Regions from separate parts of the Homo sapiens genome. Here region 2 is linked to region 1. A link is a loop called in an ENCODE intact Hi-C map of the cell type or tissue named here. Cell type or tissue: dorsolateral prefrontal cortex. All regions are shown on one strand. Each heading gives the region's core, and the rest is flanking DNA. Links, peaks and the distances in the headings are about the cores only.

The links. A loop is a pair of places that touch in the nucleus more often than their neighbours do. Peaks named below come from ENCODE experiments on the same cell type or tissue, not always from the same donor. Only the 100,000 strongest peaks of a DNase experiment are listed, where the experiment ranks them.
Region 2: it touches region 1 in a loop (8-fold over the local background); 19 of 110 quality-filtered maps call a loop at or near these places.

What each region holds. Positions count from the first base shown.
Region 1 is chr2:22,350,095-22,365,632 of GRCh38, reverse strand. No RefSeq gene overlaps it. Among named protein-coding and RNA genes, the nearest start is that of LINC01884, 180 kb to the left of the region's middle. RefSeq lists an enhancer at 5,906-6,485. In dorsolateral prefrontal cortex, for the core only: CTCF peaks have their summits at 9,416 and 9,623 (motif pointing left); a DNase peak (open chromatin) is centred at 9,632.
Region 2 is chr2:23,343,495-23,359,032 of GRCh38, reverse strand. LINC02923 (long intergenic non-protein coding RNA 2923) reads left to right here. Exons shown (of 6, transcript NR_187213.1): 6 at 1,108-1,589. Among named protein-coding and RNA genes, the nearest start is that of KLHL29, 34 kb to the left of the region's middle. RefSeq lists enhancers at 10,906-11,599, 12,647-12,706. In dorsolateral prefrontal cortex, for the core only: CTCF peaks have their summits at 7,110 and 7,318 (motif pointing right); DNase peaks (open chromatin) are centred at 7,022, 7,352, 8,512 and 8,832; H3K4me3 peaks cover 816 bases; H3K27ac peaks cover 760 bases.

The DNA.
Region 1 (15,538 bases), core at 6,959-11,958:
CAAATATAGCCATTGAAATGAAAATAGATAAGAGATAAGATCTGATGCATTCACAAAATTGAATAAAAGTGAGACCCAAAAATTCATACAAAGGATAAACAAAAGCAAAATCTGGTTCTTTGAAAGAATAAACAAGACTGATAGACTGCTAGCTGGGTTAACAAAAAACAGAGAATATACAAATATCTGCAATCACAAATGACAAAAGTGAAGTTACAACTGATACCACAGAAATAAAGATCCTCAAAGTTTATTATGAACACATCTATGCATGCAAACTAGAACATCTAAAGGAAATGGATAAACTCCTGGAAACACTCAACCTTTCAAGACTGAATCAAAAAGAAATTAAAACCCTGAACAGACCAATATTGAGTTCTGAAGTTGAATCATTAATAGAAAACCTACCAACCAAAAAGAGCCTCATACTAGATGGATTCACAGCTGAATTCTACCAGCTATACAGGGAAGGTCTGGTATGTATTCTACTGAAACTATTTCCAGAAACTGAGGAGAAGGGACTCCTTTTCAACTCACGGTATGAAGCCAGCATCATTCTGATACAAAAATCAGGAAAAAACACAAGAAGAAAGCTACAAGCCAATATCCCTGATGAACATAGATGCAAAAATTATTGACAAAAATACTAGCAAGCCAAATCCAGCAGGACATCGAAAAGTTAATTCACCGTGATCAAGTGGGCTTTATTCCTGGGATGCGGGATTGGTTCAACATACGCAAATCATCAAGTGTGATTCACCACATAAACAGAATTAAAAACAAAAACCATATGATCATCTCAACAGACACAGAAAAAGCTTTCAATAAAATAAAAAAAAAAGACTCTTCATGATAAAAACCCTCAACAAACCAGGCATTGAAGGAATATACCTCAAAATAATGAGAGCCATCTATGATAAACCCACAGCCAATATCATACTGAATGGGCAAAAGCTAGAAGCATTCCCCGAGAGAACTGGAGGGAGACAAGCATGCTAACTCTCCCCACCCCTATTCAGCATAGCACTGGAAGTCCTAGCCAGAGCAATCAGGCAAGAGAAAGAAATAAAAGGCATTCAAATCGTAAAAGAAAAAGTCAAATTATCTCTCTTCATTGATAATATTATTTTATACCTAGAAAAATCTAAAGACTCAGCCAAAAGGCTTCTAGAATTTTTAAATGACTTCAGTAAAGTTTCAGAATACAAAATCAATGTACAAAAATCAGTAGTATTTCTGTACACCAATAATGTTTAAGCTGAGAGACAAATCAAGAATGCAATTCCATTTACAATAGCCAGAAAAAAAAAAATACCAAGGAATACATCTAACCAAGCAGGTGAAAGATCTCTACAAGGACAACTACAAAACACTGCTGAAAGAAATCATAGATGACACAAACAAATGGAGAAACATGCCATGCTCATGGATTGAAAGAATCAATATTGTTAAAATGACCACACGCCCAAAGCAATATACAGATTCAATGCTATTTCTATCAAACTACCAACATCGCTTTTCACTGAAATAGAAAAAACTATTCTAAAATTCACTGGAAACAAAAATGAGCCTGAATAATAGCTAAAATCATCCTAAGCAAAAAGAACAAAGCCAGAGGCATCACATTACTGAACTTAAAACTATACTAAAAGGCTTCAGTCTGATACAAATATAGGTACATAGACCAATGGAACAGGATAGAAAACCCATAAATGAAGCCACAAACCTACAACCATCTTATCTTCAACAAAGTTGACAAAAACAAGAAATGGGGAAGGGACTCCATTTTCCATAAACGGTGGTGGGATAACTGGATAGCCATGTGCAAGAGAATAAAACTGGACCACTACCTTTCATCATGTACAAAAATTAACTCACAATGGATTAAAGACTTAAATGTAAGATCTAAAACTATAATAATCCTAGAAGAAATCCTAAGAAACACCATTCTGGACATCAACCTTGGAAATTCATGACTAAGTCCTCAAAAGCAATGACAACAAAACATTGACAAGTGGGACCTAATTAAAGTAAAGAGCTTCTGCACAGCAAAAGAAACTATCAACAGATTTAACAGACGACCTACAGAATGGAGAAAATATTCACAAACTGTGCATCCAACAAAAGTCTAATATCCAGAATCTATAAGGAATTTAAACAATTCAACAAGCAAAAAACAACCCTATTAAAAAGTGGGTAAAGGACACGGATAGACTTTTTCCTCCTCTCCGCTCCTCTCCTCCCATCCTCTCCTCTCCTCTCCCCGCCTCCTCTCCTCTCCTCTCCCCTCCCCTCCTCTCCTCTCCTCTTTTCTTTTATTTTCTTTAACGCAGTCTCTCTCTGTGGCCAGGCTGGAGTGCAATGGCACGATCTTGGCTCACGGCAACCTCCAACTCCCTGGTTCAAGCCATTCTCCTGCCTCAGCCTCCCGAGTAGCTGGGATTACAGGCACTCACCACCACGCCCAGCTAATTTTTGTATTTTTAGTAGAGATGGGATTTCACCACATTGGCAGGGATGTTCTCAATCTCCTGACCTTGTGATCTGCCCGCCTCGGCCTCCCAAAGTGCTGGAATTACAGGCGTTAGCCACCGCTCCCGGCCACAGACACTTTACAAAAGGAGACATACATGCAGCCAACAGACGTATTAAAAAATGTTCAGCATCACTAACTGTTACGGAAATGCAAATAAAACCAACCACAATGAGATATCATCTCACATCAGTTATAATGGCTATTATTAAAAAGTCAAAAAATAACCGATGCAGGCGTGGTTGCAGAGAAAAGGGAATGCTTATACACTGCTGGTGGGAATGTGAACTAGTTCAGCCATTGGAGAAAGCAGTTTGGTAATTTCTCAAAGAACTCAAAGCAGAATTACCATTCAACTCAGCAATTCCATAATTGGGTATACTCCCAAAGAAATATAAATCATTTTACCATAGAGACACATGTGCACATATATTCATCGCAGAGCTATTTACAACAAGAAAGATATGGAATCAATCTAGAAGCCTTTCAATAATGGACTAGGTAAAGAATATGTGGTACATATATGCCATAAAATAGTATGCAGCCATAATAAACAAAATCATGTCATTTGCAGCAACATGGATGCAGCTGGAGGTCATTATCCTAAGTGAATTAACACAGGAACAGAAAATCAAATACTGCATGTTCTCGCTTAGAAGTGAGAGCTGGGCATATATTATGTCCATGTGGACAGAAAGATGGGAACAATAGACCTGGGACTACTAGAGGGGAAAGGGTCGAAAAACTATCTATTAGGTACTATGCTCACTACCTGGGTGCAGGATACCCATGTTACAAACCTACACATGTACCCCCCAAGCCTACAATGAATGTTGAAATTTTAAAAAAGAAAGTTAAATTTAAAAAAGAAGAAAAGAAATAACAGCTCAATATGAGTTAAATGGAAATATAGCACAGCTAAAGAAAAAGTTAGTGAACTAGATCATAGATCTGAATCATCGTCAAGAATGTAGCCTAAAATATAAAGAGACAGAAGAAATAAAAAAGAAGTTAGGAGAGACAGAAGATATCTAGGAAGATCCAAAACACTCCTTATAGTTCAAAAACATGAGGTAAATGAGAACTGGGAAGAAGAAATATTTAAAAAGATAACGGCATAAAATTTTCTTATTTACAAAATAGCAAATCAGTGAGGTAAAGATAAACTAATAAATGATGCAGGAATAAAAAGGTCACGCATCACATCCAGCATGGACACATTGTATGCAATTGTGAAAATAACCTGGAACGAGCCTAATGATGAATTATCAGGACACTAAGTTTAATTAATAAAATGTAACAGTCTCACAGTACTTTAGAGCATTTGAAATAAATAAATTTTATTCCTTCTTTCCTTTCTTCTTTATTTTTTTCCTGCTTCTTTTCCCTTCCTTTCCCTTCCCTTTTCTTCTTTCTTTCTTTCCTCTTTTCTCTCTTTCTTTCTCCCTTTTTCTCTCTTTCTCTTCTGGAGAAATTAAAATGCATACTGTTAAGAAAAAAGTGAGTTATAAAACATACAAGAATATGATACTAAGTATGTATATTTAAAGCACATTTTGAAAGCCCTAGATATGTAATTCATGGTGTGTATATGTGCCTGTGTGTAGCCATGGGGATGGTGATGATGGTGGGTTGATGAGTAAGTGACAGTGCTTAGGTAGGTGAAAGATTTGGTGGGAAACCAGCAAGGCCCTATGCGGTTTTCCTTCAGCTGCTTCTTCTGTTCAAGCCATTATTGTTTTCCTAATTTTAGGCAAAGATGAGAATCATTGGTCTGATGCTCCTCAATTGCTCACTGTCATTTACTTTGTTCATGGAAGCAATGCAAGAAAAGTTTGATGAAAGTTTGAAGAAAGAATACTTGCCGAATTCTTGGTAAATAGAGGCCAGCATAGCTGAGGGGAAAAGTTCTTGTTGCTAGCATGGCTAGGGAGGAGAGAACGAAGAAGTGAGCAAATGTATCCCCTCAGGGATATATGAGGCAAAATGCCCAGTGTTCTAGGGTCCAATTTCACCAACTTTCTCAACTTTAGCAAAACCATTCATTTTCCTCTTAAATAAGAACCATTGTCATTTTCTGTGTTGCAGGATAATTAACTAACAGGGATAAGGAGCTGTTGAAATGTTAAGTGTCATTACCTGGGTGACTCATTTTTTAGAGTAGCTTTGGAATGTGATTGGCAACGTTTGTGAGTCACAGTGGGGAAAGTTTCCAGTGTTAAAACTCTAGATTTCTAACCATGCTGAACTCAGAGTGTAGAGCACCAATTAAAATTTCAGGATGCTAAGTTTGAAGCTCAACTTTTCAGAAGACATTAAGCTACCTGTGGAGTAGTGCGATATCTAGAAAGTACACCTTCAAATCTGCTGTTACCACAACTCATGAAAAATCTTGAGTTCTAATCATTCAGTAAACAGCTTCCTATTCCTTGTGCTGTTTCTCAGGAGGTGTGGTATAAATTGGCCATAAGAAAGGAAATTTAAACATTGATCTTCTACTATTAAGTATTAACTAAGGAAGTTAGCATTTATTTATTTCATGATATTTAGTGTTAACTATAGAAGATGAAAGTCAATGGTTTTTAACCTTCAAGAAATCAATGTTACTTGTACAGAAGAAACTATTTCACCTAAAACAGAAAAGGACAATAGAGGTTTAGTTTAATCAAGTGTTAACTTTTGAGATACTGGCAAAAAATGATGCCCTAGTTTTGATATGTAAAAAAGATCTCAGAGCAGGTTTGACAGAGATGAAAAGTGCCTAAGATGTGGGTAAGTAGATTAAAAGACATAGTACATTTCAAAAGGAGGAGCCCATGAAAGAATCTCATAAAAAGTAAAATTTCATTTTCTCTTTATTTTCTTCATTTTCTCCATTCATGTTATTTTAGGTCCTGCAGAGAATATGTAGTTTGACCATAAATGCTGTTGAAAGATCATATAGTTAATGCTATAGTTTTTTAAATGTAGAAATGGCTTCAGGCTGGATCTAACTGAGCAGTCACTGTAAAACATACTAAACCACAGAGAACTTGTGCAGACAAGGATTTTTAAAATGTATTTGTATGATCTCTTTGGAGTAGAGGGCACTAACAACTTAATATGGCATTTTTTTTTCTGAAATCAACAGAAATACAGGCAGTTGGATTAGAGGATTAATGGCGCCCTCATTGCCTGAACTGTTTTTTTTTTTTTTAATACTCTTTTAGGCAGCATATTGTGCACAAGGATTTCTGATTATCTTCTCTGTTATGCTTAGCAAGAACTTCGGAGGACTACGAAATTGGACTCAGTAGGTGTTTAAAAAAAAAGTTTATCAAATGCTGATAAGAATCTATCCAATTCTGGAGATTTTCCAGTTCTAAGGAAATTGCTTTATTTGCAGTATCTTTATTCCCTTGTTAACTGATTGTGTTTGTGTATTTCAAGTATGTGTCACTTGACAGGAAAAAACTATGTACTAGAAAGACAAGTTATGACAAAAAATTGTTGCTGCCTTTCTCTGGTGCTGTATGACTCCTTTATTTGTATGTATGCTCTCTACCAGAGGACTACACTCCTTGATAGGTCTTTGGAATAGTCATTAACACCTTCATGTGGGGGCAAGATACACGGGCATCCTGTGGGGAGGATAACGAGTTTGGGATTGTATTGCAGGGATTGCATTCCAGCTTCCAATTTTTTTCTATATGTCACTCATATGCAAGTAATTCTTGAGCAAACCATTCCCCATCTGTTCAGATCTTGTTATAACAAACTCAGCCATGACAGATTATGGTACATAAAACAGAATAATAAACTTTGCTCAGCTGGATGTACAAAGTAAGGTGAGAAAGGATACACAGGGCCCTCTGGCTACAGAAAGCTGCAACCAGGGGAGGAGCATTTTCTATGGGAAGTGTGAAAGGTATGGAAAGGGAAGGAAATGCAGGGCTGCCTCTTTGATAAACCACTTCTCCTGCCTGCTGATTAATGTAAACAGGCAAATTAGAGCTTTGTCCTGAGCTGTGTGTCCTCAGGTACAGCCCTCTGCTGTCTCACCTCATAAATGTCTGCATAAAACCCAAGATCCTCACAGAGCAGAATACAGGCTAGATAATGTGGCTGCCATCACGAGACGTGGCATAAAGAAAAATCCCATCATTGTGAGTTGAATAATCTCTCTAGTATATTCCAATGAAAAGACCATTTCGTTCATGACAGTTCTAAGATTTCCATAGACTACCTCTTTGAAGAGCGATTTTCAACTCTAAAGCAACCATGAGTTCACTTTTGCAGGAGCATCCTGGAAAAAGGGTCTTGTTTATAACACTTTGCTCCAAATTTTTGCCCTTGCAGGAAAAGGAACAGCATGTGTCATGAAAGTCAAAGTGAAGTTGGCATTTTTAACACCAGTGATATTGAAGAAATTGCTGTGTAGGTCACCTGTGTACCCCTTTCCAGGGGTAAGCTGTACTCTCCAATTAAGCTGATGTGACCTCATGCTGCACCTCTCCTGTCCTGAAATAGTGAGCCAGTGGCCTCCTTTGTATTGCTTAGGCAAAAAAATGCTGGGGGTTCATTTTTCTTGTTTTTTTTTTGTTGTTGTTATTGTTTTGTTTTTTTCTAAGTTGGGTAGGCTACTGTTGATGCATAGACTTTCCTTGGGAAAATCCACTGAACACCCCTCCTCCCCCACCCCCTCACCTTCCCACATCTATCACCAGGTTTACCCTTTAGTGTGTTGCAGAACTAGGCAGATCAGCAACTAGTGCATTTAGAAAATAAAAGAGTGAAGAAAATGAAACTATAATACTCAATGCAGTGGTTTCTCTCTCATCTTCCATTCATGGTCATCTTCAAAGAGAGGAGAAGGCCCATTACTCACATGTTTTCACAGCTATGTGGGTGTGTGCTAGGTGGTCATTATGCAGTTCATCAAAACAATCTAGAGTATTTCTTCTGAGAGGTGCATTATTCCTGGGCGATAAGACTGGACTTCAAGACTTCAACATAAAGAGGGTAGACTGCCATATATCTAAACAGAGTTCTAGAGCCAACAATGGGCAAAAGGTAGCATTTGAAATGACAACAGTTGAAAACAATTCCAGAAATATTGACAGATACCAAAGCAGCTCAATAAACCCTAAGAAGATTCATGTGTTTAAAATAGGCAGTTAAAAGTCTTTGTCACCTGAAACCACTATTTAGATTATCTGCAAGTCTGTTTCCATTGCACCTTTTCTCTTGATTTTCAGATACATTGTCCTGCCTCTTAAACATGTTCATGTTTGTGATTTTTTAAGGTAAAAAGAACCACAGAAAGTGTAAATGATGATATATTCTCCCAGGGAATGTTTAATCTGTCGGCAGATAATGAGCAACTGATCACTACAACCAAGGGTTTGCATGTTCTCTTTTGAGATGTGGTCTCCGTAAGGCTCTGTTCACCTTTGAGTTATATCTGTTTGTAGAATATGGCATCCTTGGGCTTTTGACCTAGCTCTGGAAAACAGAGAGGTTCACTACTACCCTCTAGAGTTTTAGTTTTAGTTCTTTAGTTTCCTACTCAAATTCTTCAGGAGAGACTAGTCATAGGTTGACTCCTTCTGGTTGGATTTTGTTTTTAAAACACTGGGAGACCATAAGAGATTTCTTGCTGTTTTTAGCAGCTTTTGATCTAGATACCCATACTCCCATGCCACCACAAATTCAGCAAATGCCCGGGGGAGGAACCAACTGTGTGTTTGGGGGCTCTACTATATTCTAATCTGTTTTATCAACCTGTCTATTAAAAAAAAAAGAAAACAAAAACACTATTTTCTCTTTCCTTTAGTAGACACCCTCAGCTTTTGCCAAGTCTGATTATTGGCCCTCATCCAGAATGGAAAAATACCTTCAAGGGAGAAAAATCTCCTGTGAATTTCAACACATCAAAAATCCAAGTTAACTCCTCCCTGAATTTTAATTCATTTGGTCCTCATTAATTTTGCAGCTCTCTCATGTCTTTTAAAATAGGGTATATATAAGTCATCTATTTTTATTAGCGGTTGCAAACAAACTTTGTTGACTTGATGTGATCTACTGCATTCTACCCCGAAAGAATAACTGAAAAAAATCCACACTTATATCACGTTAAAATGGCAGCAGAGCAAGAATACTAAACCTGGAAAGAGATGGAAAAAGGCCTTGGGGTCTAAGGTGGGGCACATCCAGGTGATAAGTAGGTGAACAGCCAACTCCCTGATAGGCCATAAAAAGTCAACTGGCAGAGTGGTAAAATAGGAAAAAAGCTAGACACAGGAATGAGAAATTTTAGAAAATAATATATGTAAAGAATTAAGCAGGAAAACAACGTTAGGAAAAATTCACAACAGATACTAGATTCAAAAAAATCGGTTTGATTTCAAACATCTTTGTACAGTGGCAAAAGCTGGAATAAGAAAGGCATGACCTTATGTCTAAAGGAGCTGAACTATTGGCAGTGACTGAAGCAAGGTGCAGGTGTTGGAACAGGTGTTATAAGCACAATTTATGTTTCTAGTCCTGTTGCACAGATCAGAGTGAATTCAAAAATGTAACCTGGCTTAATCTTGTAGTTTTTGAGCTCCTTAGCTGAAATTATGCAAAGCCAGATTCTCTTGTCCAAAGGTACAATTATTCTCAGAGCCTGAGACAGAGAGGAAAAACGGACCTGCACACGAGGGCTTCCTTTTCTCCCAAATTCTGCCTTGATGTGGTTTCCTACAACTTACCCTTGATCAGTCCTCTTTGACCCTTATCTGTCACTTGTCTTATTACTTACTTGTGTGTTTTAAAGTGCTACAACTTAGAAGCTGAGTTTAAATCGCATTTCCCTTGGTCAAAAACTTTCTCTGGCAAAGAGAAAAGACTGTAAAGATCAAAATAAATGGAAATCAATACAAAGAAGACATTGAAATTCTGGCCCATTTGCCACTGTCACCTGCATAGGGCAGGCAGGCTGGTATCAAAGAGAAAGTAAGATTTGTTGGTAAAAGGTACAATAAAATTTATAAAGTCAGGGGTCTTCATTGGAGTTGAGTGGTCCCAGCTGTGGCAGTTTGGCCTTTCTCAATGCTGCCCTCTGCTGGCCATAATGTGACCTGCAGGAGATCTCACTAAATGTAGGCTTAATTTACAAGCCTCTGTCCTTCTGCACCCTGCAGGGATAGGGAATGAGGAGTGAAGCTCCGTGGCTTTCTCACTGATGCAAACAAATCAGAGCATCAGGAACCATCTAGAGGGAGACAGGCAGAGCTCCAAGAAAATAACAAGGCAGTTTTTTTGGAAAGTGTGGATAGAACCAAATGAACGACAACCAAGAGTAACTGAACATGCTTTCACAGTAAATGAGGGAGATGATGAAGCTGCCAAGAAGTTCTAGCATGTTAGGCAGTGGGAGGAAACTAGTTGCTATAAGGCAGAACTTTTGAGGGATCAGGATTCCCAAATGTTTCCTGGCTCGTAGCTAGGAAAGGTTTACAATGCTAAGTCTTTGAAGGTACAACTTAGTAGCCAGAGGTGCTAGGTTTTCACCATTTCTAGTGCCAAGATGGTTCCCAAATGGTGGTTTTTTTTCTTAAGTAAAAATCTGGATCAATGGACTCGGGTCCTCCAGGTAAACTGTCCCTGTGGAACCAGCAGTCCTACACTGAACTTAGAAGGAGGCTGGCGACTTCAGTAGCTACAAAATCAACAGGCCAACCTATCCTCACTACCTTCTTCAAAGCTATTGATTCAAGATCGCAAACTGGACGCCCACCAGCCACATGCTAGCAAAGATGTTTCGTGTGTGATGCACCTTCTGTTTTAGTCAGCTTATGCTACAGGAACATAATGCTATCGACAGGTCTTATACAACAAATGCTTACTTCTCTCAGTTCTGGAGGTCGGGGTATCTGAGAGCAGGGTGCCAGCACAGTACGGTTCTGGTGATGACCCTCTTCCTGGCTTGCAGAGGCTGCTTTCTTGCTGTGTCCTCACCTGGGGGAGAGAGAAAGCTTTGGTGTCTCTTCCTCTTTTTATAAAGACACTAATCCCACCATGAGGACTTCACCCTCATAACGTCATCTCAACCTAATTTCCTCCCAAAGGTCCAGTTGCGTCCTATCATCACATTCGGGCTCGGGGCTTCAACATATGAATTTTGGGGAAATGCAAACATTCAGTTTATCACACCTGGCTTTTACGTTGCTATGAATTTGTTACAATTATTTAAAACCAGTTGACCTGTGAACAACATGGTGGTTAGGGGTGCCAACATCCCATGCAGTCAAAAATCTGTATATAAGTTTGACTCCCCCACAACTTAACTACTAATAGCCTACTATTGACCGGAAGCTTTACCAATAGCATACCTGATTTACACATTTTTTTATTATATGTATAATATAATATATTCTTGCAATGAAGTAAGCTAGATAAAAGAACATGTTATTAAGAAAATTATAAGAAAAACAAAAGATGCTTACTATTCATTAAGTGGAAGTGAATCATCATAAAATTATTCATTGTCATCATCTTCACGTGGAGAAGGCTGAGGAGGAGGAGGAAGAGGAGGGGTTGGTCTTGCAGTCTCAGGGATGGTTGAGATGCAGAAAGTCTGCTTGTAAGTGAACCTGGACCCACCCAGTTCAAACCCATGTTGTTCAAGGGTCAACTGTGCTAGAATATTTCACATGAAGCCCAGATTTCCTGCTTTTCTAAAGACTTAGAAGTTATGAAAATATTGGACCCACATTTTGCATGACAACAATTAGATGTAAGTTGCCTACTTTATTTTTTTATGTTTTTTATTTATTTTGAGATGGAGTTTCACTCTTGCTGCCCAGGCTGGAGTGCAGTGGCATGATCTCGGCTCACCGCAACCTCTGCCTCCCAGGTTCAAGTGATTCTCCTGCCTCAGCCTCCTGAGTAGCTGGGATTACAGGCATGCACCAGCACCCCCGGCTAATTTTATATTTTTAGTAGAGACAGGGTTTCTCCATGTTGGTCAGGCTGGTCTCGAACTCCTGACCTCAGGTGATCCGCCCACCTTGGCCTCCCAAAGTGCTGGGATTACAGGTGTGAGCCACCGCACTCAGGCAGTTTTTCTACTTTAAAAGGAGCATTGTGCTGTACCCCATTTTCTTATATCCAACATGCTTCTGTTCCATTCATTTGTATTCCTGACTGAACCTAGTCAGAAATTAAGTTTACAAGCCAGGTACACAATAATTTTTAAAGTTGATATGTCTCACAGAGGCTGCCAAGATAGTTTTGTAAAAAATCTCTGGAGGCAAATGGATTTTCTGTAGGATCGCACATCACCATCACCAATCATGGAATTACTCTCTTTCCAGTCTTCGGTTTGTTAGTTTAGTTGAGTTTGGATTTCTTCTTTGACTTTCTCTGTAGCTCATTTTACTCAGTATTCAAAAATAATGGCTACAGATCAGTTTCCCTTACCCATAAAACCAGGATATAAATCACAACTCATAAGGTTTTATATGAAATTCCATGAGGTAATGCACATAAAAGTTTTCAAATTGTCACTGTAATTCTATCAGTATTTAATAGTGCTATTTGTTGTGTCAATTTTTTTTAAGCTATCCTAAAGCTCAGTGGATTAAAACAACCATTTATTTAACTTACAATTATTTGTGTTGATTGGATAGTTTTTCTGGTCTGAGATAGCTGAGTTGATCTTTCCTGGTCTCTCTCCGATATTTCTATAATCAGCTGTCAGGTCACATCATGGCTGGGGTGGTGGCTAGGTGATCTAGGATGGCCTCACTCACATGTCAGCCTATTACCAGGCAGCTAGGCAGAGCCACAAGATGACTGGGAAATATGTCTGCCATCATTCAGGAGGCTGGCCCAGACTGCTTTATACACAGTTTGAGGTTTTCAAGAACAGCAAGTGAGTGCAAGCCTCTTTATGAAAGACATCAAATCTTTGATAGCATGTTTGCTATTTTCCCATTGACAAAGGATATCACAAAGCAGACTATATGAACAGAAAAACTCATTACACCTTGGATGGGAGAAGCTTAAGAGGCACTTTGCAAAGGATCAAATGTACAGGGACGGAGAGAATTTGTGGCCATTTTTGCAATCTATCAAACTGGTTATTATTTTTGTAGTTATTTATATTATTGATAAAAATCAATAATTAAATGTCAATAAAGTAAGAGTGTCAACATCTGGCCATTTAACTTCCCTATGCCATATCCTCACTTGTTTTCCATTAACACAGAAATAAAGCTAAAGCTATTTATATAGTAGTCTACCCTTATCCTCAGGATATGTGTTTCAAGACCCCAGTGGATGCCTGAAACCTCATATAATACCAAACCCTATATGTGTATTGTTTTTTTCTATACATGCATGCCTGTGATAGAATTTAACTTATAAATCAGGCACAGTAAGAGGTTAACAACAATAACATAATAATATAGAACAATTATAACAATATGCCAGCATCGCTACCCTCGTGCTTTGGGACCATTATTAAGTATAAAAATGTTACTTGGCTGGGCACGGTGGCTCATGCCTGTAATCCCAGCACTTTGCAAGACCAAGGCAGGTGGATAACCTGAGGTGAGGAGTTCAAGACCAGCCTGGCCAACGTGGTGAAACCCCATCTCTACTAAAAATACAAAAATCAGCTGGGCGTGGTGGCAGGAGCCTGTAATCCCAGTTACTCTAGAGCCTGAGGCAGGAGAATTGCTTGAATCTGGGAGGCAGAGGTTGCAGTGAGCCAACATCACACCATTGCACTCCAGCCTGGGAAACAAGAGTGAAATTCCATCTCAAAAAAAAAAAAAAAAAAAAAAAGTTACTTGGACTCAAGCACTGTGATACCATGACTAAGTCTCATAACGAAGAAATCTACTACGTGACAGGTAGCGCATACAGCATAAAGATGCTGGACAAAAAGATGATTCACGTCCCACACGAGACGGAGCAGAACAGCCCGAGATTTCATCACTTTATTCAGAAAAGCATGTGATTTAAAATGTATCAATTGTTTATTTCTGGAATTGTCTATTTAATATTTTTGGCCACAGTTGAACACAGGAAACTGAAATCACAGAAAGCAAAACTGCTGATAAAGGGGAGGCTCCTGTACTAACATCCACAGCCTTCTGGGCTATGACTATATGAACCTCTCTTGCCTCACCTCCTCTTTACCATGTAGAACATGGATTACACTCATTTAGAACTGCTTGACATTCTTATATACTATATATATATATATATATGTGTGTGTGTGTATATATATGTGTGCATATATATGTAAGTGTATATATCTATATATAGGTACTGCTTGCCACCTTATATACTATAGTATATGTATACTGCTTGCCATCTTATATACTACACCATAGTGTGTGTGTGTATATATATATATATATACACACACACACTATCTGTATATACTGCTTGCCACTTAATACACTTTTCCAGTTGTGCACATTTTATATATTATCTGCTTTCCAAAAACCAGCTAAGAAACTTCCATTCAGATCTCAAATTTCTGCTTACATTTCACGTTCTCTGTAAAAGCCTTCCTGACTCCTATTTCTCTCCCACAAGGTAAGTTTCTCCTTGCTCCATAACACCTCTATTACACTTCACTGAATATACCTGCCTAGCTGCAGGCACCACTCACAAATCTGTGTGCAGCTGTGGTGGGCCTATGTCCCTATTCGAGACAGCACTTGGCAAAGTGTCCAGAATCTAGTAGGTTCTCAAAAAAGTGCTTGTGGAATGAAGGTACAAATACTAGAGTGACATACAAATTACATAGCCTAAATGTCATCTAGAGACAGGGTTAAAGATACCACCAATATGGGTCCTAGAGTGTGTGAGAAAGTCCTAATAACCAGGTCATATTTGCGTGCCTAGGTATCCTTGACTTCAGATAACCCAACTTTTATCGTTCTGAATATGTTTCATCACAGAGAAAACCTTCTCTCCTTTCACTCTCAGTGTGAATAAATGCTCTGTCAAAAGTGGGCCATTCCCTGCTATGAATTGATAGGATAGGGTCAAGCATTTTCCAGATCTTGAAACTAAGTTTTGTGCAAAAGTGCATAAATGCTGTTAGTAATGTATCTGGAGAATAGGATGTAGCCAGTGTACACCAGGGGACAGAGTGCTTTGTGAGAACGATTTATGATCTGTCAGGTGGGAACTTTTATGGTGCTGTGCGAAGAGACAAAGAAATTTTAGGAGCTGCTCAAAGCAACACAAAATATGCTTTCGAGCTTAATGAGGAGAGGTGATAGAATCGGGTTGGCACGTAAGGCTGGCTCCATGTGTTAGAGAAAAGCTGAAATGTTCTTAGTGTTATATATTTTGATTTTGCTAAATTTGTTTTGGGCAGAATGGATATTTATGTCCCTGCTCAACAAGCAGCGATTTCAATGTCTATCAATATAATAAGCGTTTTATTTGAAAATTGTGCCCCATGAACAATTTCTGTGTGAGTATGTCATAATTTTTTTTCATGCAAAAGCCTTCTTTTCTCGGGAAAGTGATGAAACCATTCCTCATTGTCTTGACTAAAGAAAGCAGCCTTACACAGGCCAAATAATTTTTACTTAGCTGATTAGAAAACATTCCCACAGGCGTCATCTTAAACGAGTCAAAGTATTCATATTGATAATATTTCTAAACTTCTAAATCTACAGTCTCTTGATCTAACTACTGACCAATAAGGTTTCTACAATGAAATAAACTTCAGATTTATAGTGACAGTAGCCAAGATGAACTCAACAGTCCTCAAACATAGAAGGGCCCTATTAGAAAACTTAGATAGAAACCAACTCTATTAACTATGAAGAAACAGGGGTCAAAGTAGTTGAAGTGATGGATCAAGATTCGAATAGCTCAAACATGTCAAACATAAGGACTGCACTCTTTTCACAGTCTATGACTGTCTTTTGGTGTCTTATTTTACTTGTTGACAAAACTGCATTTGCAGTTGTTCTAATCAGGCTTCACAGAATATTCTCA
Region 2 (15,538 bases), core at 4,551-9,550, 1.0 Mb before region 1:
GGTTGTAGGGGGGCTCAAATTTAGCAGTTAAATATTGGCATATGCAGAAAAACGTTGCTGTTTTAATCTTCCCGAACTGGTTTGATCTTACTTTCTTGCTGATGGCAGGAAAAATAGCAATGATAACAAAAACACAAATACCACTACCAGCACTACCACCAAAAACTGTCTTTTGCCTTGACAAGGGAAGGTAGCATTCTTTCTTCTAGTTTAAAAGAGCCCTCATGACCCAGTAAATCATAAACCAATGAAAATTCATATTCTTTTTCAGGTCTGTGATTCCTCTCTCAAGCAGGCTGTTCTCCTCCTGCCCCACTTTCCCAAGAGGATGTCTGGGTTCAAGGCGTCTTTCTGTCTCCTGGCTTTGATGGGCTTGCCTGCCTGGGAGCTGTCCTCTGGCTGACCTGCTCACCCCTGCTTGTCCCAGGGCAGCTCTGTCCTCGCTAGCTCCACCACTGAAGTGCCCACTGCTGGGTGGATCCTGTAGTCTGTTTTCTTAGTGCAGGCCCAGCTTGGTGAATGATCTTGGGAGCTTGGCATGAGGGAGCTTCTAGATTCCTATGTCGCACTCCTAGGATAGGAGGACAGTAGGGGGGATGTTGTCTGTGGCCACCCAGACCACTCCCTCGGTCATTTCTAATTTGCCACCCTGTATCGTGGTAGACACCTTGCCCAACAGAAGGTTTTTTTGAGGCCCCTCTGATTTTCCTGGGATATGCAGGGAAGCCAGGCGTAAGCAGCTATGTGCTGGCCTTTCCCTGCAAACCTGTCTGACACTATCAATTTCTTTTCTACCCCCAGAGGTTGCAACCACTGGAGAGAGCCAGAAATTCCTATCTGACCTCTTTCCCTTTCATTTTCTCTCTCCTGGCTCTTCCACTAGCAGTGGAAGGATCTTCTATTTTGTTTTTGGTTAGCTGGGAGCATCTTTATGTCATATTCTGCTTCTAAACTCTGTGACCTTCATCACTGTCCTCCTCCACCTTCTCTGGGCAGCACACTTTTTTATTCTAGTCTGGAAGAAGAGATTCAGGGAAAAGGGAAAAAAACTGGTTGAGTGAAATTACATTTCCAAAGTAATTCCATTTTTTTCCATGTCACTTCTAGAATATCATGGCACTTTATAACATCAGTGTCAATCAGCATTGATTGACAAGCCCCCTGGACTTTGGATGACTTCTCTGAAGCCCCAGCTGTGCCTGGCTGGGCCATCTCCCTTCTCCACTTGGCCACAGCATAAACTGCAGTCAAGCCACAGGAGTGACCTCAAGGCCTCAGGCCACTTTTCCAGCCTCAGCTTTTCTTAGGGGCCCAGCCCACTTACAATAGAAATTTGCCAAAGACTGGGTTGGTAAGTAATGGATAAGTTTTCATATTTACTATTTTCATTTCTGAATCTCTCTTTACATGCAGTTAAGCCAGGAAATCCTGAAAGAACACTCTTCAGAATGTTTTTAAGTAAAACAACAAGTTTCTGTTAATTTAGGGCCAACCCATGAGTAAACAGATAGAGCCTGAGGTATTCTGCACCCTGTAATTTGTGGACTTCTTAGGATCTTTTAAAATAAAGATGAATAGTGGGTGGTAAATGCCAAGACTTTATAAGAATCAGTTCTCCCTGGGAATTGGTTTGGCGGGTTACATTAAAACTTAAACCAGTTTGTCTATGGCCACATTCCTGTGTTTGAAGATTGAATGTGGAGTCAGAACAGAGTTCATCTGGGCCTGTTGAGGGGCTCCTGGTGGGGTCCTAGGGTGGAAAAGATACAGCCACATGGCTTCAGGTCAGATGGGTTTCTGCCTGAGGACAGGAGCCTTTGCTCCTCTCTGTCCCTCCTCCGGGCGCTCCCCTCATTGTTCCACCTGCTGTGTCCCACCCTTCCCTTCTGGGCCCTCCCCACCTTGCTCTCCTTGCTGCCCCAAAATGCACCGCTACCTTCCAGCTTTGGAGCTTTGCTCAGCCCCTTCCTGCTGGCGATGCACCCTCCATCCTCTCTCAGAATCATCCAGGGCCCTCTCAACCCCAGGTCTTCACCCCTCTGGGGCTTGCCTCTGGAATCCTGCAGTGCTGCCTCCCCGCAGGACTCCTGCCTGCCATGCTGGATTCGGAAGCACTTGGCCTTAAGTGCTCGCAGGCTAGTTCTGCTGCTGGCTCTGCTGGGCCCCGTCTTGGCCTCCGTTGTGCTTTGGCTTTCCTGAGATGAGGCCAGGGTGTCCCTCTCTTCCCTGTGCTCCTGCCGTCCACCTTGGGCGTTGGGCCATCATCATGATCAATAACAGACAACTGGGTAATGGATGGCATCTTTCTTTCCCTCCATAAACTAAAACCCAACTGACACTAGTTCTTGTATATCTGAATCACCCTCATCATTGAGAAACGACTGGACAAAGCCAAATCCCTGCTAATTTCTCCTCCCCTAGCTCAGCTTGTGCTGGCAGCCCACACTCCCCCCATCACAGGGTCTCTGTGGCAGAGAGAGAAGGCCAAGTCACCCCGTTCACAAACAGCAGAAGTTAGCATTGTCTTTACCTGTGGAATGGGATTCTTGAGAAGTCTTTTATTTTTTACCCAGGTTTTCTGGTAAAATCATCAAAAAATAGAATCATGTCTCAGAAATACAGCAATATACTATCTTTCTTCAGGGGGTCCTGAGCAAATTCTTTAGTAAATGTTGATTTTCCAGAAAAATAAAACTTGGGAAGTTTTCTGTAGGTTTTGGTGGACAAAACAAGCTTTTTATTAGCAGAGTGATGGTGATGAGGATGACGATGAGGATGATGAGGGCTGAGGGGTCTGCTTTCGAGACTTTTTCTTTTTTCTTTTTCTTTTCTTTTTTTTTTTTTTTGAGATGGAGTCTCGCTCTGCTGCCTAGGCTGGAGTGCAGTGGCGTGATTGCGGCTCACTGCAACCTCTGCCTCCCAGGTTCAAGCAATTCTCCTGCCTCAGCCTCCCAAGTAGCTGGGATTACAGGTGCCTGCCACCACGCCCCGCTAACTTTTGTATTTTTAGTAGAGACGGGGTTTCACCATATTGACCAGGCTGATCTCAAACTCCTGACCTTATGATCCACCTGCCTCGGCCTCCCAAAATGCTAGGATTACAGGTGTGAGCCACCACATCCAGCCTGAAGCTTTTTCTTTGGTACATTATCATTATTCTTTAAAACTGAGAAAATACGGATATACATAAAAAGAGGAATGAAGAAAAATTTAATTAGTTATATAAATTAATAACATTTGACACTGAGTTTCAGTAACAGTGTCTAATATGGAAGGTCTTTGTAAGTATTGAAGGGAGTGAATGAACTCAGAAGAGGATAAGCCATCGGTAATTATCTGCCAGACATTTCCCCCTTCCGTATATATGCACCTATAAATACTTGTTATATTAATATATAAGATACTTTTTTTGAGATAGGGTCTTGCTTTCTCACCCAGACTGGGGTGCGACATATGGATGGAGCTTCTTCCTTTGCCTCTGCAGCTGAGTGTGAATCCAGGTAGCTTAATCTCTCGCCTTCTTAAATAGTCTTGAGAGCATCACTGCAGTCTGCATTGGTGGTTGGTAGTGGTTGTGCCACAACAACATTTCTGCTGCAGTGGTAGCCTGTTGACAGACAATCTAACTGCTGGATCGGAACATTTCTTCCCATGTTGGGGGCTAACTCCCTTGCTGACCCGAGTGTAGCTGCCTGCCCAAGTCTCCTTCTTTCCCAGTTCCTGGACCACACCCGGCTCTTTTTCACCCTGGAGCTCTTGCTCATGCCATTCCTTGCGCCATAAATATCATCCTCCCTCTGACCACATGGCTGGCTCCTTCTTAAGAGTCTCAACTTCCAAGTCACCTCCTTGCTGGGGCTTCCCTGACCACTCATGTGAGCATGTTCTCTGCCCACTTTGAGGTTCCTCATTGCATCTCCTTCTTCCTTTTCCTTGTAGCACTTCACATTTTGGAAGGACTGAGTTGTCCACTTGGTGAGGGCCTGGCTCCTTGGGGGTCATGAGTGCTGTTTTGTGTATCTGTGTGGGCATGCATGGAAACAAAGCCATAACTGACTGGAGAAAACGTGGCTCCATCAAACTCATTAATTTACACACACCAAAAGGCTAGACTCATCTGGGATTTTTTTTCTCCCTCCAAACGGGCAGAACTGGCTTATTGATTTGGTACCTGGGAAGATCGCTTCATAAGCTTCAAAGATCTTCCCAGGTGATCTCCTCCATAACCAAGCCTGCAAATGTCACTCTGATTCTGACAGTCCCTAATTTGCATCTCCAGGAAGGCCTCCTCTCAGCGCTTTAGCCTCTTATATCCAGTGGCCTGCTCGGCAGCTGCATGCGGGTGTTGCACACACGACTTAAGCCAGGTGTGTCTCTAATAGAACTCTGGATCTTTCTCCAAACCCATTCCATTCTTTCCACCTCAGTAGTTGGTGCAGTCTTTTATCTAGTTCCATAAACTAAAATCTGGAAGCTGTCTGTGATGCCTCCCTCTTCTTTAGGTTTTTTTCCTGCCCCATAAGCAATTTCCCAGGTAGTCTGGTTCTTTTTACTTCCACCATATATGTTGAGTCTCCTCACTTCTCTCCAACTTGACCGCCATCCCATAGAGGCATCCCTTCTGGACACACGAAATCCTCCCAGCAGGGTTTCCTGTGTCTTCTTTTGCTTTTCAATTCAGTCTCCACACAACAGTCATTTCAAAACTTAAATCGATTCTCATTACTCTCCTTTCCAAAACTTCTCATTGAATTCCTATTGTACTTGAGTAAAATTCCAGCTCCCTGTCTTGATCCATGAGGCATCCGTGGATCTCTGCGACCCTGTCTTGTGCCTCCTGCCCTTTCCCCACAGTCGAGCCTCGATGCTTTTCCCTGTTCCTGGACCACACTAGGCTCCCTTTCACCCTGGAGCTCTTGCTCATGTGATTCCCTGTGCCATAAATATCATCCTCCCTCTGACTACATGGCTGGCTCCTTCTTAGGGTCTCAACTTCCAAGCTACCTCCTTCCTGGGGCTTCCCTGACCACTCATGTGAGCATGTTCTCTGCCTTCTTTGAGGTTCCTCATCGCAGCTCCCTCTTCCTTTTCCTTGCAGCACTTCACATTTTGGAAATACCAAGTTGTCCGCTTGGTTAGGGCCATGCTCCCTCCTTGGATCCTGTGTTCCAAAGGGCAAGTCTGTATTTGTCTTATCCACCATGATACCCCAAGCGATCGAGACTATCCTGGCCAACATGGTGAAACTCCATCTCTACTAAAAATACAAAAATTAGCTGAGTGTGGTGGCGTGTGCCTATAGTCCCAGCTACTTGGTTGGGAGGCTAAGGCAGGAGAATCGCTTGAACCCGGGAGGCAGAGGTTGCAGTGAGCCAAGGAAGCTCAATATTAAATATTAATGTCCATATGAATAGTGTAAGATTTTATTATGTCTTTACCATTTTTATGATAGACTACCCCAGATCCTCTTTGGAAGCAGGGAAAGCTTCAAACAATTTTTTTAATATCATAAAAATAAAATTATTCATAATTCCAAAAAGTGGAAACAACCCAAATGTCTATCAACTAATGAGGGGAAAAATAACATGTACAGGTTGCAGTGAGCCGAGATTGCACCACTGCACTCTACCCTGGAGACAGAGTGAGACTCCATCTCAAAACAAAACAAAAAACAAAAAAACCCATGTATTTATCACATAATATTTGGCAATAAAAATAAATAGAGTACTGATACATGGACACCATGGAAGAACCTTGAAAACATTCTGCTAAGTGAAAGAAGCCAGTCACAAAACAACATAGATTGTAAGATTCCACTTTATGAAATGTCCAGAATAGGCCAATCCAGAGACAGAGAGTAGATAAGTGGTTGCCTAGGGCTGAGGGGTTTGGAGGGAATGGGAAGCGACTGCTAGTGGATGTTTGGAGGTAATGAAAATGTTCTGAAATGGTGTTGATGGATGTGCAACTTTTTGAATACACTCAAAACCACCGACTTGTATTTTATTCTATTTTATTTTCTGAGACAGAGTTTTGCTTTTGTTGCCCAGTCTGGAGCGCAATGGTGCAATCTCGGTTCACCAAAACCTCCGACTCCATGGTTCAAGCGATTCTCCTGCCTCAGCCTCCCAAGTAGCTGAGATTACAGGCATGTGCCACCACGCCAGGCTAATTTTGTATTTTTAGTAGAGACGGGGTTTCTCCATGCTGGTCAGGCTGCTCTCGAACTCCCGACCTCGGGTGATCTGCCCGCCTCGGCCTCCCAAAGTGCTGGGATTACAAGCGTGAGCCACCATGCCCAGTCGACTTGTATTTTAAATGGGTAAATTCTAATGATATGTGAATTATATTTCAGTGAAACTGTTACAATTAAAATTAATTAATTAATGGAGTTAAGAGCACCCTTGCTCTCTGAAGACAGATAGACTGGCTAAACAGACCAAGGAGATTGGCTTTGTGTCAAATGCCCACTTTGATTAGGGTCCATCCTCCCTCTCTTTCCCCTTCCCTCTCTTCCTCCCTCCCTTAAATGTTTCTCAGCATTCTTCAGGACTCTGGACCAGAGACGGATTAGACTTAGCCTTTATCCTCAAGCAACTAAGTTTAGTTGGGGCAGGACAGGGTGGAACAAAGGGAGGAGCACGGTGAAGACCTCATGGAGCTCCCTGGGTGCAGGCAGAGCCTCCCGGGGATTCTGGTGAAGAACTCTCTGTGTGGAGAAACATCTTTTGTAACAGCAAATACTGTTTTATTTCTTCATTCTTATATGAATTCAATAGACAATTACTGTGCGGGTTGCTGGGGTACAGAGATGCGTAAGAACATGTGTCCCCAAAGAATGGGGTGGAGGGCACAGGAGCCAACCATGGAATCCTAGCAGGGGTGTCAGAGGCTGAAGAAGGTCCAGAGGGGACCGCGCAGGGCAACCGGCCAGGCTTCCTGGGAAGTCAGTGCTGGAAACAGGAGACTGTGCTCGGCTTGGTGAAGCAGCTCCGAGCCTGTGATTTGTCTGTAGACAGCTCGGTTCGGGTGAGCCCCAGGGCTTTCCTGACTGTTACCGGCCTAATCAAGGCAGAAGGCAGCGTGGTGACCTCCCTCCCAGGCGCCAGGATGCAGCTGTGAAGGCCTGGCTGGGAATTGCTTTGAGGCCGGAGGGGGGTCTCCTCCCCCGACACCCGACAGCCCCTCTTCCATGGCCACAGGGGAGTTGCTGAGCAGATCTCCCCTCCCCGGGAGAGGAGGGCAGGCTGCGTGGCCCTGGCAGGAGAGCATGCGGCAGGCGAGCCTCCGGCCGCAGAGATGCCGGGCTCTGTGCGAGACGTTTGCCGCTAGAGGGAGTGCCACGTCGTTCTCCGTCCCCACCACGGACTCCCAGGGCCGCAAACGAGTTTGGGCGGAAGCCAGGGCTTTGGGGCTTCCTGGGAAACTCACTGTCTTTGCCTTTGTCCTCTCCATTTTGAGATTTCTCAGAAGAAGCTGGACCTAAGAATGCTTCGCATAGTTTGGCAGAATTTGCGGAGCCTGTTCCAGCCGCGTGGGTCTGGAATCCGGGATGCGGTCTCTGGCCTGTGCAACCCCTGTTTAACCCGGGGCTGGCCTCTGGAGGGCAGGGAGGCTGGGAGCAGAGAGAAGCACTCAAGGACCTGAGAAATGTAGAAGGTCTTGGATTTGTTTCCCTGTGTGCAGTCCCCTCTGGCCCTCAGAGCTGCAAAGGACAGACCCCTGGGTTCTGGGCAGGGGCTCAGCTCTGGGATTCGTTCAGTGCTTAAAAGGAGGGAAGGGAACTCAGGAATAAGAACGATCAGGCTGGCAGGACATGCAGCTGTTGTCAGAGACCTGGAAACACATGGGCCAGTGGAGCTGATGGGCCCCGTGGGGTGGGTGGGTGGCAGCATCCAACTGGTCAAGAATGGCTCTGCTGTGGCTTCCTCAGCATGGCCCTGTAAAGAGAGCAGAAGATGACTGTGGATGGCCCCAATTTCTGACATGAGAGGCCCTCACTGGCTCAGGTCGGGCTGGCCTCCTGAGGTGACTGGAGGATGGCTGCCACCTTTGGTGTCGGGACTAAGACTGGAAAAGTGGCGGGTCCAGAGAAAAAGCCCAGGCCCACAGCTTCCGCTGACGTGGCAACTATGCTTTTGGACTGCATCCTGGACCTCTTTTGACCAGGCCCTGTGAAGGGTTGCAGGAGGTTCAAGGCCCCTTTATCTCTCTAGCATTGACTCTTGGGTCTGGGCAACAGACCACCCTTTGCAACCTCTGGGCCCAGGCAGCAGGTGTGCAGGTGAGTGCAGCAGGGGCTTGGCAGCCGGTCACAGCTCCCCACCGAAGCTGCGGGAAGCCGGCGGTGCACCATCTGCAGTGGAGCAGGTCAGAGTGGGCCTGCTGAGGCTCCTGTCACTGCTGCGGTTAATGCTGCCGATTACCATGGTTACCCGGAGGCTGGAAGCTCTGACAGTCAAAGGCAGAGCAGGAGAAGGATGTCCTCTCCCTGCTCTGAGCCACATGGCTGCCTCTCAGTCTCCCTGGGTGGGCAGGATTCTTCTGGAAAATAAAAGTGCCTGGACCAGAGACGTTGTCCTGCCGGGGTTCAGCTGATCCAAGCATCATCCATCCCCAAGTGCCGGGGGCCTTCAGGGAACCCTGTTCTGAGCACATTCAGTGGGGAGGCGGGAGGCAGAAGGGGATTCTGGGCCTTGTGTTTGCTTTGCTCAGTCTTGGAAGGATAGAGAAAGGGAAGAGAAGATGCTAGTCTGGGCCTTAGGGAACTCTGAGTCAGAGGAAGGAAGCAGTTCGCGAGCTGGGTGGTGGATTCAGTATCGACTCCTGAGGATCTAGGAATGGCTTTCTGGTCCTGTGCCTACAGTGGCAGCTTGGGGCTGTGACTGTACCCTCTCCAAATAGGGCACTGGCCAGGGAGTCAGGACACCTGCTTTGCCAGTCATTGTGGGCTCCAGCTCCCGCTGGGTCCTGGTTTCTCCATCTGCAAAATGGGGTTAATGATTACTAATCCCCCACCTATTTCAAGTCTGTGGGGAGAATTTTTTAAACGAATAATTTTGTGCATTGAAATGAGCCAGCAGATTTCAAGTCTTTGGAGAAAAGGCCTTATTTATTATTATCATCAACTCATTGAGCAGAAATTCTGTTTATCTCCTTTACTGCCTCTTCGGTGCTGCATGAACTGAGAGCGATATCACCTCTGCAAGATGACGGGGCCCTGCACAGCTGTCCAGACCCCAATGCTGGGGAGTCCCGGGACCTGGAGAGGCCAGGTGGGGCTTCATCTGAGCTCCAAGGGGACATGGGGATCAGAGGGGAAAAAATGGGACAGGTACTTCAGGTGCAAATGCTCCTGCAGAAGTCTGAAGATTCTCAAACAGGGTGCCTAGCCTGGAGGGGAGGAGCTGGGGAGAAGGAAGCGGGGGAGGTGGGCAGAGAGTCTGCCTGGGGGCCAAGGGGCCTGGTTTCGAAGCTTTTTCTTTGGTGCGTTATCATTATTCTTTAAAACTGAGAAAATATGAATATACATAAAAAAGGGAATGAAGAAAAAATTAAATTAGTTATATCAAATTAATAACATTTTGACACTGAGTTTCAGTACAGTTTCTAATATGGAAGGTCTTTATAAGTATTGAAAGGAATGAATGAACTCAGAAGAGGATAAACCGTTGGTAAATATCTGCCAGACATTTCCCCCTTCTGTATATATGCACACATAAATACTTGTTATATTAATATATAAGATACTTTTTTTTTTTGAAATCGGGTCTTGCTTTCTCACCCAAGCTGGAGTGCAGTGGTGCAATCATGGCTCACTGTAACTTCCACCCCCTGGGCTCAAACAGTCATCCTACCTCAGACTCTTAAGTAGCTACAGGTGCACACCACCACTCCTGGATTATTTTTAAAATATTTTTATTAGAGATGAGGCTTTGCCATGTTGCCCAGGCTGGTCTGAAACTCCTGGGTTCAAGCCATTTGCCCACCTTGGCTTCCCAAAGTGCTGGGATTACAGGCGGCCTATATCATGTACTTTTAACGATAGGATTACGCTGCAACAGGCTCTCCTGAATCTGTGGTTTTGATTTCTGAAGTTTCAGTTACTGACTGTCAACCATGGTCTGAAAATAGTTGAGTTCTGTACAATAAGATATTTTGAGAGAGAGGGTGCATTCCCATAATTTTTATTATACTATATTATTGTAAATATCCTATTTCATTATTATTGTTAATCTCTCACTGTGCCTAATTTATAAACTAAACTTTATCATAGGCATGTATGTATAAGAAAAAGCTGTGTGTGCATACGGTTTATTACTATTTGCAGTTTCAGGCATCTACTGGGGCGCTTGGAACGTATGCCCCGCGGATAAGGGGGGTCTGCTGTATACATACTGATTTAAAACTTGTTTCCTCCCCTGAAAAATGTAAAGGAGATGATAAGTTTGAGGTTCTTCCTCCTCAGAAGTTTGGGTTTGACCCCTGAAGTCTGTGTGTCATTCAGATCAGGTCACGAGGTTGAAGGAAGGGGAACAGCATGACGTGAGGCCAAAGGATGAGTCCCTCTGAGGTGCCAGAGTGACACCAGCCGTCCCCCAGGACACAGGGCTCCCCCCACACTGCCCTCTGCAACAGGTGTGCCGCCCCCACACTGCCCTCTGCAGCAGGTGTGCCGCCCCCACACTGCCCTCTGCAGCAGGTGTGCCGCCCCCACACTGCCCTCTGCAGCAGGTGTGCCCCCCCCACACTGCCCTCTGCAGCAGGTGTGCCGCCCCCACACTGCCCTCTGCAGCAGGTGTGCCCCCCCCACACTGCCCTCTGCAGCAGGTGTGCCGCCCCCACACTGCCCTCTGCAGCAGGTGTGCCGCCCCCACACTGCCCTCTGCAGCAGCTGTGCCGCCCTCGGCGCCATTCTTAGTCTTGACTCCCTTTCACTTAGGGTTCTTTTTCTTCAAGGGAGGTCACTCACTGAAAGAAAAGTTCCTGCTGGGAAGGGTGTCTTTGGTCAGCTGAGCTTCTCGAGGGCCTCCCGGTGTCTCCCTTTGTACCCGAGAGAGCCTTCCTCACTGTGTGCTCTCAGCCTCAAGCTGCCCGCAGCCCTTCCTCCCATGCCTCATCTGTGCAGACGTCTCCACCTTTATCTCCAGGGCTCTGAATCCCAAGTCTCCTTGGCCACCAAGCTGCTCTCTGAGGACCGCCTGCTTCCTCACTGGCCCTCTGGTCTCCACGCACCCTCTCCTTATCGCCCATACTTACACAGCAGCCCGTGTTAATGGCAAGAGAGAAGGCGGAGGTGATGCAATCCTGGCACAGTCACAGTCTGCTGAGCAGGTGGTCCCAAACGACATGCTGAAGAGGCCTGGAGACGTAGGACACACAGACCTCGTCCTCCTAGGCTGGGCACGACAAGACCCCAGGGGCGTTTGGCTGCAGGCCTCCTGGCATGGACCCTCTGTCTTCTCCTTCCCTGAGGGTGTGGCCTGCACACCTGTGATGCATTGCCTGTTCCCGGCCATTGGCGGGCTGCCGGGTGAGATGAACTGTTTGATTCTGAAAACCATGGCCACTGAAGTCTCTGCTTTTAAAGTTCTGCTGTCAGACTTTTATACTTTCTCTACGTCGAGGGCTGTTGTTCACCCTCTTATCGTCATGCTTCCTCTTGGCTTGGAGAAAGCCGTGGAGCAAATGCTGTTCCCGTGTTGGGGGCAGGGAGCCTGGAGAGAAGGCTGGCTTGTCACTGACAGGCTGGACCAGGGTCCTACATGGACAAAGAGAAACTCAGTTGGGACAAACGTGAAGTTCTTCAGTGAGGCTGCCCCTCCATAAAGACCTGCAAAGATACACGCACAGGGAATGCTGAAGACGCTGCTCAGGATCCAAGTGACATCGGGCCCTCACCTGCTTCAAGTGCACCCATGGCTTCTGGCACTGAGAATATGCTCTGTGCGTCTTTCACAGCTGACCAGAGCTGCCGATCGACGTCCTCTCCTTGTGCTCCCCTTTCCTGCTGACCACACGCCTGCCAACCTGATTTGCCTTCAGCTTCCTGAACATCTCAGGCTCTTTCTAGCCCTGAGCCTGACCCCTGCCCAGTGAGGGTCCTGAGTGCCCCTCTCCCATGCTCCCTGGTCAGCCTCCTTCCCATGCTTCCAGTCTCAGCTCAGATGTCACCTCTTTGGGGAGTCCTTCCCTGGCCACATTATTTGAAGTAGCTTCGCTTCCTCCCATATCTTCTGATCTTTTTCTTCATAGCAGGTGTTTCAGTTTTCATCTATTTGGTTTCTTTACTTATTTATTATCTGTCTCTCCAAGTATTCTCCATGAGAACCAGGACCATGTCAATGTCATTCAGCACTGTGTCCCCAGCACCCAGTGGGATGCAAGGCATATAAGAAGTGCTCCATGAATGGTGAATTGATGAATAGTTGAGCAACAGGTGTAAGAACGTCTTGGCTCTAGGTGACTTTAAGCTCAACCTGGGTAAGACATATAACCCATCACTCCAGTTGGTGTTCTGGATCTCTGGGCACAGTTCTAGGTTCACAGAATAAGTAGTACATTAAAAAAATGGCACGTGCCTGGAGGACAGTGTGGCTAGAAACCATGGGCTTTGAGGAAAGGCAGCTCAAGGTCTTTCTGTTGGAGAAGGGCAGGCTTGGGGATCCCTAAGAGGTGTCCACAGATATCCAAGGCCTTGCGTGTTGTAGGAGGAGAAGACTCATTTTGTGTGCAGATGGTGGGTGCCTTGAAGGAAGTGATCTTGCCATCACTGGAGCTGGTACTAGAAACTTCTCTTGGGGAGGATGTGAGACTAGATGACATTTAAAGTTACTCTCAGCCTGAAGTGTCTCTGCATCTGAAACTAATTTCGAAATATCCTTGTAGGGCTCTGAAAAGTCGTCTTACCTGGGAGAGATAAAAGAGTGGACAATTCCTCTTTTATAAGACTTATTGTCTCTCTGAAGCAGTTCTGTCTGGGCCCGTAAAGATCCATGTGTGTGTGAGAGAGAGTGTGTGTGAGTGTGCATGTATAGCATTTGGTGGTAGATTAGATTATCATTGAGCAAATGTTCACTTGATGTTACTCCTTCCTTTGCTGATGGCATATATTTGCCCCGCTCACTTTGGGCATGGCTGTGCAACCACTGCATGAAGGTGAGAGGGTGCTGAGGGGTCACGTGTCCATGTTTGTCCTCTGGTGCTCCTGCCCCCACCATAAGATAAGGTAGTTGCAGTTCCAAAATAAAGAGACCCACGGAACAAACTGTGTCCAAGCCCAGCCAAGTTCAGCTAACCCCAGTCAACCTGCAGACCCGTGAGTGAAAAGAAATAATCTGTTGTTGGAAGCCACTGAGATTTGGGGATTATTTGTTACCCAGCATTATCACAGCAAAACCTGACTGATGAGCGTTCATGGAATTCTTTACATGGAACAACTTCAATACTCAGGGCTGCTTGCAGAGGGCCTCTGGTCTGAGGTGCTTGCTCTGTTGCAATGAAGAATCAGGGTTTAGTAAATAGTTATTTTGTTTTCCTCTGGACCCTTTCCATGGCCTCTCCCTGGAGTGTGCAGCTTCTTCCTTTGCAGGACAATTAACCACATTTACAAAACCCACCTCCTCTCTAATGACCCACCTCAACAGACTCTTGGAACTGTCTGTCCCCGACAAGGGTGATTCCTGTTCTGGAAGACATCAGCTTTACGAGGAAGACTGAGAGGATGGAAGAGACTGGAGAGATAGAGGAAACTTGGAAGCTGCAGCAGAGGCGAAGAAAGCCCAGTGGGCAGGGCCCCTTGAAGGAAGGGGGCAGAGAGGCGGCGGATGCTCACGCTGCACGAGGATGTCCTTGCAGACCCCAGCCAAGGTGTTCTGTGATGTCAGGTGAGCAGCTACTTAAGCACCTCTGCCTCTGACTACCCAGCACAGACATGCCAAAAAGTGGCTTTTAAAATGCGTTTGACTCTTATCTCTCTTCCATCACCCTCAGAAATGAAATCTCAAACAATTTAGCAGGGTTTGATGCAGAGAACAGTAAGTAGATCCAGGTTCAGGCAGAAACAGAAGAGAAGGAGTCAAAAGCCCCGGAGAAAAGCATGCACGGGCTTGGAGAGGACAAAATAAAATAGCAGAGACATTTATATGGGTCTTCCCTACCTCTCAGAACAAAACAATTATGAGATAAGAGAGGCATGGATGGGAGGAAATTCTTTCATTTTTCACATTGCAAGCTAGAGAGATCCAATAGCCTGTTTATGAAGAACAATAAAGAAGATACATGAACTCAGTAAAGAGGTTGTTACAAATATATTGGATGGTTTTGAAAGGCCAGGGTTTTCCCCCCGCTTTTGGATAAAGCTGTCCGCTAAGTATTAAAAGATTTTTTTTTTTTTGGTTTTGGTTTTGCTTTTTTTTTTTTCAAAAAGCAATAACTGGCACCAGCAGTTTGTTACAATTGGCAGAAAGAGTTATCACTTTTATTTAGGATTTGGAAATGCAATCAAAGAGGGGCAGATTGGAGCTTGAATTAAATGAAGCTTAAACAGGCAAAAAGAAAAATCTCGGCTGGTCTTTTAAACAAACAAACACAAAAATTACAGTTCCTTGTTGTTAATTTGAAGCTATAAAGAATTTGACACTCACACTTGATTAAATGGTGCCAAGCAGAATGGTTGCTACTTTTTTGTGTGTTAAGTACTGAATGTTCTGATCATTTTTAAAAGTAAAAACTCATTGTTTTTGGAAACTCCAGTAGGACCTGGCCAGGTGGTTTGTGGGAGATCACAGCAAAGTTTCATTTGGTTGGTTTTACGGAAAATTATTTCTTTCCAGGATAATTTAAATAAATGAAAAAGCTGCAGGGATCATTTTTGTTTAGCTACCTGTTTTTCACATTTGCTCTATTTTATAATTCCTGAATGCCAAATTGCCCTCTGAAGTTGTGAAAACATCTCTGCCTGAGTTGCCCTCAAATTATCATTTCAGTTTTGTTGGGATTCATCCTGATATTATCTGGTAAGTTCCAATATCTAGATCACAGCTCTGAGCATCAGGATGGAAGCAAAAAGTTTCCCCCAGAAGACGGAAGAGATGCCCCAAAGTGTTTTCCCTAAATCTCAGGCATTCCTGCATTACCTACAGGCCTGCGGACTCATTCAAGACTCTTACATTCCAACAAGAGCTGCACTCTTGTATTAAAACCCAGAGTGAATTAGAAGTGAAGAGAGGTGCTTCTATGTGCAGGGGCAGCGATCATCAGAAGTGACAGCTGACAGTCTGGTAATCAGAGGCAGAAAAACTGCAAAACAGACACAAACTCACAGGACTCGGCAGTTTGGTTCTACGTAGTAAAAGGGAAAGTACTTGCCAAAATCTCTCTTCAGTCTTGGGGATCCGTGTGATTGAATGTGTGGTTCTTTCCCTGTGTCGCGAGGGAAGGTATAGGGTTCCTCCTTATCCAGGGGTCCACTTCCTTGGGACCCAGGCAGGCACTGAGCCCCATCTGTTCCACCTGCCTGGGGCGTGCCTAACTGGCC